Regions from separate parts of the Homo sapiens genome. Here region 2 is linked to region 1. Evidence: read pairs that join two places in POLR2A ChIA-PET (ENCODE). Cell type or tissue: A673. All regions are shown on one strand. Each heading gives the region's core, and the rest is flanking DNA. Links, peaks and the distances in the headings are about the cores only.

Region 1 (2,907 bases), core at 282-2,781:
TTGGGAGGCTGAGGCGGGCGGATCATGAGGTCAAGAGATCGAGACCATCCTGGCTAACACGGTGAAACCCTGTCTCTACTAAAAATACAAAAAATTAAAAAATATATATATATATATACACACACACACACACAGAGACACATACACATATATACACACATACAGGTTGTGAAACTATGAAGAAACATAAGGAAATTATAATTTACAATACTGGCTCCATCAGTATTTTGGTTCATTGTGAACTGTTTTATGTATTTGGTGCATATGCAATATTTTCAGTTTCTACAATGCAAACTCTATAAAGAAATAAATCTCAGTGCATGTTGAATTGCCAGCAACAACTCGTTGAATGTAATTTTTTTTTTTTTTTTTTGAGACGGAGTCTTCCTCTGTCTCCCAGGCTGGAGTGCAGTGGCGTGATCTCGGCTCACTGTAACTTCTGCCTCCCGGGCTCAAGTGATTCTCCTGCCTCAGCCTCCCAAGTAGCTGAGATTATAGGCGCACACAGCCACGCCTGGCTAAGTTTTTGTATCTTAGTAGAGATGAGGTTTCACTGTGTTGCCCAGGCTGGTCCTGAACTCCTAAGCTCAGGCAATCCTCCTGCCTTGGCCTCCCAAAGTGCTAGGATTACAGGAGTGAGCCACCGCACCCGGCTGCTAATTTTTATGTTAATATTTTTAGTAAAGACAAGGTTTTGCCATGTTGCCCAGAGTGGTCTTGAACTCCTGGCCTCAAGTGAATTGCCTGCCTTGGCCTCCCAAAGTGCTGGAATTATAGGCATGAGCCACTGCAACCACAATTAACTTTCTTGAAATCCCTAAAATTCTCAGGAAGGATATAAAATAATTATTATGCAAAAAGTATATACTGAAAGACATCAAAGTAAAGGGTAATAAATGGAAAGATGTCATATATCCTTAAATAAAGACTGAATATCACCATAAGGTAACCTGTTTGAAATACATCAGTGGGCCGGGTGCAGTTGCTCACCCCTGTAATCCCAGCACTTTGAGAGGCCGAGGTGGGCAGATCACCTGAGATCAGGAGTTAAAAGACCAGCCTGGCTAACATGGAGAAATCCTGTCTCTACTAAAAAATACCAAAATTAGCTGGGCGTGGTGGTGGATGCCAGCTACGCGGGAGGCTGAGGCAAGAGAATCGCCTGAACCCAGGAGGCAGAGGTTGCAATGAGCTGAGACTGCACCACTGCACTTCAGCCTGAGCAACAGAGCAAGACTCCGTCTCACAAAAAAAAATAAAATAAATAAATAAAATAAGGGTTTTTTCACTGGTGTGTAACATGATTATTCTCTACTTTCCTCTTATGTGAAATGTTCAGAAACAACACAAATATTTTTAAATTGTCATCCATGGACCCTGTGAAAAAATGATAACCATTAAAAACTGCATCGATGTGAGAGAAAGGATGAAGAAATATACTCTACAATAAAGAACAAATCGTTGATAATACTGTGAATTGGAGAAAAAGGGTTAACGTTTGGAGATTTGGGGAAGAAATTGAAAATTTCCTAACATTACTACAAGAGTTAGGCTGGGGTCACAGGGTTGAGGATTTGAGACCCTGTATCCCATAGATGAGGAAAATGCAGGGATAAACCAGTCCCCATAGGCAGTGTGAAGAAATTAAGAGCAGCAATTGGACCAAAGTGTTTGTAGTGCACTAAGGTTCTACCTAAGGAATCGAAACACAACTAAAATGCAATTCTTCTAAATTTTTCGATAACAAACCACAAACCACGACTGGGTGATTCTCATTCATAAATCACCATATGTTCAAACTGTTTAATTTTTAACAGTGCCTCAGTTTAATTTTTTGTTTACCTATATATTGTAAAGGACATTACAAAGGATATAGCTGAACAGCCAGATGAGGATGATAGAGCAAGATGTGGAGTAGGGGGATACAGAGCCTCCCTGCTCTCTCTGGGTGTCCCACCATCCCAGCCTCGCCATGTGTTCAGCAACCCAGAAGCTCCCTTTTTTTTTTTTTTTTTTTTTTTTTGAGACGGAGTCTGGCTGTGTCGCCCAGGCCGGAGTGCAGTGGCGTGATCTCGGTTCACTGCAAGCTCCGCCTCCCGGGTTCACGCCATTCTCCTGCTGCAGCCTCCCGAGTAGCTGGGAGTATAGGCGCACGCCACCACACCCGGCTAGTTTTTTGTATTTTTAGTAGAGACGGGGTTTCACCATGTTAGCCAGGATGGTCTCGATCTTCCGACCTCGTGATCCGCCTGCCTCGGCCTCCCAAAGTGCTGGGATTACAGGCGTGAGCCACCACCCCCGGCCCAGTTTAACAGGAAAAAAACGTACTGGGGGCCCCAGGGACCGCAGCTCCTCCCACACGAACCCTACACCCAAGGCAGGACTCTCCTTATGTCATGTGTGGCCCCCGCACAGACGCGAGGTTGCGGGGGCGGAGCTGCCCACAGAGGGCTCCGGGACCGCAGTCACCAGGCAGGGACGGGACAGGACGCCCAAGGTCCCGGCTGCTGGCACAACCCCACCTTGCGGCCGAGGAGACTGAGGGCCGAGATGTGCCAGAACTCGGGTCCCAAACCCTGAAGTCGCCTGCAGGGGGCCTGGGGTCCCGTCACAGCCGGTTCTGGCCGTTTCCACCCAGCCCCTGCCGGGTTTCGGGTAGCTGGCCCCAAACACTCACCATTTCCAGGCGTCCTGGCTTATCTCTCTAGGGCTCCCGTGACTAGTGCAGGTCACAGTGCAGGCGACAGAGCGACGGCAGTTGTGGTGTAGGGACCTGGTCCCTTTCACAGCGGGAAAGACTGGATCCCAATCTCAGTAGGCAAGGTCACCAAGGTGAGAGCGGGAATGCGTCCCCACCTTCCCAGGACAGACAGTTGGCAGGGCCCCGCCCCAGCACTCCTGATTGGA
Region 2 (2,907 bases), core at 324-2,823, 54 kb after region 1:
ATTAGCCGCCTGCGCCTGTAGTCCCAGCTACTCGGGAGGGTGAGGCAGCACAATCACCTGAGCTGCTGCTCAGGTGGGTCCAGGATGCAGTGAGCCGTGATCGCGCCATGCACTCCAACCTGGGCGACAGAGTGAGACCTTGTTTAAAAAACAATTTTTAGCCGGGCCAGGTGGCTCACGCCTGTAATCCTAGCCCTTTAGGAGGCCGATGCGGGCGGATCACCTGAGGTCAGGAGTTCAAGACCACCTTGGCCAACACGGTGAAACCCCGTCTTTACTGAAAATACAGAAATCAGCAGGGCGTGGTGGCGTGCCTGTAACCCCAGCTACTAGGGAAGCTGAGCAGAAGAATCGCTTGAATCCGGGAGGCAGAGGTTGCACTGAGCCCAGATCGTGTCATTGCACTCCAGCCTGGGCAAAAAAGAGCGAGACTCTGTCTTAAAAAAAAAAAAAAAAATTGTAAGAAAAAAATATTAAAGAAAAATCCCTAACTATAAGCCTTCGGGGAGACTGATTTGAGTGCTAACTCTGTCTCCGTCTTCGGCGTTGCGTGGTCCATCTCGTGTCAAACATTTTCTTTACTGCAATGCCCTGGTCTTTCTTTTTGCAGCACAGGCAGGAAGAACCCCTCAGGCGATTACAACAACAAAGCATCTAGTACACATTGATCATGATGTGAACAAAAACACGACAGCAGTTGCCAAGCTCTAAGCCACAGACAGCAGGGAAAACATTTATCCGCTGTCACAAGTTCTCCACGCTAGGCCAGGCGCGGTGGCTCACGCCTCTATTCCCAGCACCGGGCCTGTTTAAGTTTTAACAGGAGAAAGGGGGCACTGAGGGCCTCACAGCGCAGCTCCTCCCGCACGAGCCCCACACCCAAGGCGGGATTGCCCCCATGACCCTCCCGTGGCCCCGCACAATATGGAGAGGCTCCGGGCTGCGGGCGCGGAGCTGTCCAGAGAGGGCTCCCGGGCTGGGGCCGCAGTCGCCGCGCGGCGACGAGACAGGGCGCCCAGGGGTCCCGGCTGCCGGCCCAGCCGCACCCGGCGGCCGAATGGACCGAAGGCCGAGCTGCGCCAGCGGGGCTCGGGCCCCAGACCTCGAGTCGCCGCGGGGAGGTCCGGGTCCCGGCACAGCCGGTTCCAGCCAGTTCCAACCAGCCTCCGCCTACCCTCCCCCAAGTCTCGGGACTCCCAGCGGGGGCTCACACTCACCATTTCCTGGCTTTCAGGTGACTCCCACGTCCAAAGCAGTCACAACACAGACGACAGGGCGACAGAAGTATGGCGGTGGCAACCGGTCCCTCTCAGAGCAGGAAAAACGGGGTGCCAACCTCACCCGGCGGGAGGGGCCAAAGACTGAGGCGAACGGCAATGTGACCCGCGGATAAACAGTTGGCCGGGCCCCACCCCGGCGACTCTGATTGGGTGGAGCGCCAGGCCCCGCCCCCTGCATCCTGAGTGACAGCAGAAGTCCTGGGTAACAGGGCCAAGCAGAGCAGGACTGACCGCTTCAAGCCACAGTCCAAGGTCAAGTTCCCTCTCTACGCCCTGCTCTTTGAAAATTTGCATTTCGGCCAAACTTGCTCGTCTTAATTACTAGAAGTGGCTCTGTCAATGGTCTGTCCCTGCTTCTTCGTCCTGCACAGTGTCATAAGTGTGTGCAGGGAGTTCCAGACTCTATGTTTAATAGAGGTGAAAGCAATTAAAATATTTTATTCCAAAATATATTTATTTGGCAATTTCGAATGGCTGCAGCTTTGCCCTTGCACAACTGTCTTCTGGGGGGTGAAATTTGCGTCTATGGAGTATTTCCATTAGTGAAGCCATGCCCCCTCTCCCCTTTTCCCTTTCCCTGATCCGGGAGAAATTGAGAGTCTGACACTTTTAAAAGTCTGGAAAGCCGGGCGCGGCGGCTCACGCCTGTAATTTCAGCACTTTGGGAGGCCGAGGCGGGTATATCACCTGTGGTCGGGAGTTCGAGACCAGCCTGGCCAACATGGTGAAACCACATCTCTACTAAAATACAAAATATTAGCCAGTCGTGGTGGCGGACGCCTGTAATCCTAGCTATGTGGGAGGCTGAGGCAGGAGAATCACTTGAAGCTGGGAGGCGGAGGTTGCAGTGAGCCGAGATCATGCCACTGGACTCCAGCCTGGGCAACAAGAATGAAACTCCGTCTCAAAAAAAACAAAAACAAAAAAAGTCTGGAAAGAGGCCAGGCAAGGTGGCTGGGGCCTGTAATACCAGCACTTTAGGAGGCCAGGGCAGGAGAATCACTTTGGCCCAGGAGTCGAGGGCTGCAGTGAGCTGTGATTGCACCAGTACACTCCAGCCTGGGCAACAGAGTGAGACCAAAAAACAAAATAAGTAAGAAATTCTGGTTTTGCTTTTTTTTTTTTTTTTTTTTGAGATGGTGTCTTGCTCTGTTGCCCAGGCTGGAGTGAGTGACGCGATCTCGGCTCACCGCAAGCTCCGCCTCCCGGGTTCACGCCATTCTCCTGTCTCAGCCTCCCGAGTAGCTGGGACCACAGGCGCCTGCCACCATGCCTGGCTAATTTTTTGTGCTTTTAGTAGAGACGGGGTTTCACCGTGTTAGCCACGATGGTCTCGATCTCCTGACCTCGTGATCCGCCCGTCTCGGCCTCCCAAAGTGCTGGGATTACAGGCGTGAGCAACCGTGCCCGGCCAGAAATTCTTAAAAGAAGCATTTTGCATCCATTCTCTCTGTGGGAGTCTTCATCTATGTTGTGGGTGAGTGGCTACTATCTGGGCCAGTGGCGCAAGGGTAAAAGAATTTATCAAGACTGGCCGGGCGATGTGGCTCACACCTGTAATCCCAGCACTTTGGGAGACCGAGGCGGGCGGATCACCTGAGGTCAGGAGTTTGAAACCAGCCTGGCC

Evidence for each region. ChIA-PET counts read pairs that join two places held together with the same protein. Peaks named below come from ENCODE experiments on the same cell type or tissue, not always from the same donor. Only the 100,000 strongest peaks of a DNase experiment are listed, where the experiment ranks them.
Region 2: POLR2A ChIA-PET joins it to region 1 with 5 read pairs; 8 of 35 experiments call an interaction of 5 or more read pairs at or near these places.

Annotation. Positions count from the first base shown.
Region 1 is chr19:12,117,377-12,120,283 of GRCh38, reverse strand. No RefSeq gene overlaps it. Among named protein-coding and RNA genes, the nearest start is that of ZNF20, 22 kb to the left of the region's middle. In A673, for the core only: no CTCF peak of the experiment used is centred there; no DNase peak of the experiment used is centred there.
Region 2 is chr19:12,063,187-12,066,093 of GRCh38, reverse strand. It overlaps ZNF844 (zinc finger protein 844), which reads right to left and starts at 1,363. Exons shown (of 4, transcript NM_001136501.3): 1 at 1,218-1,363. The coding sequence starts at 1,220. RefSeq lists a silencer at 919-1,098 and an enhancer at 1,189-1,278. In A673, for the core only: no CTCF peak of the experiment used is centred there; a DNase peak (open chromatin) is centred at 1,413; H3K4me3 peaks cover 722 bases.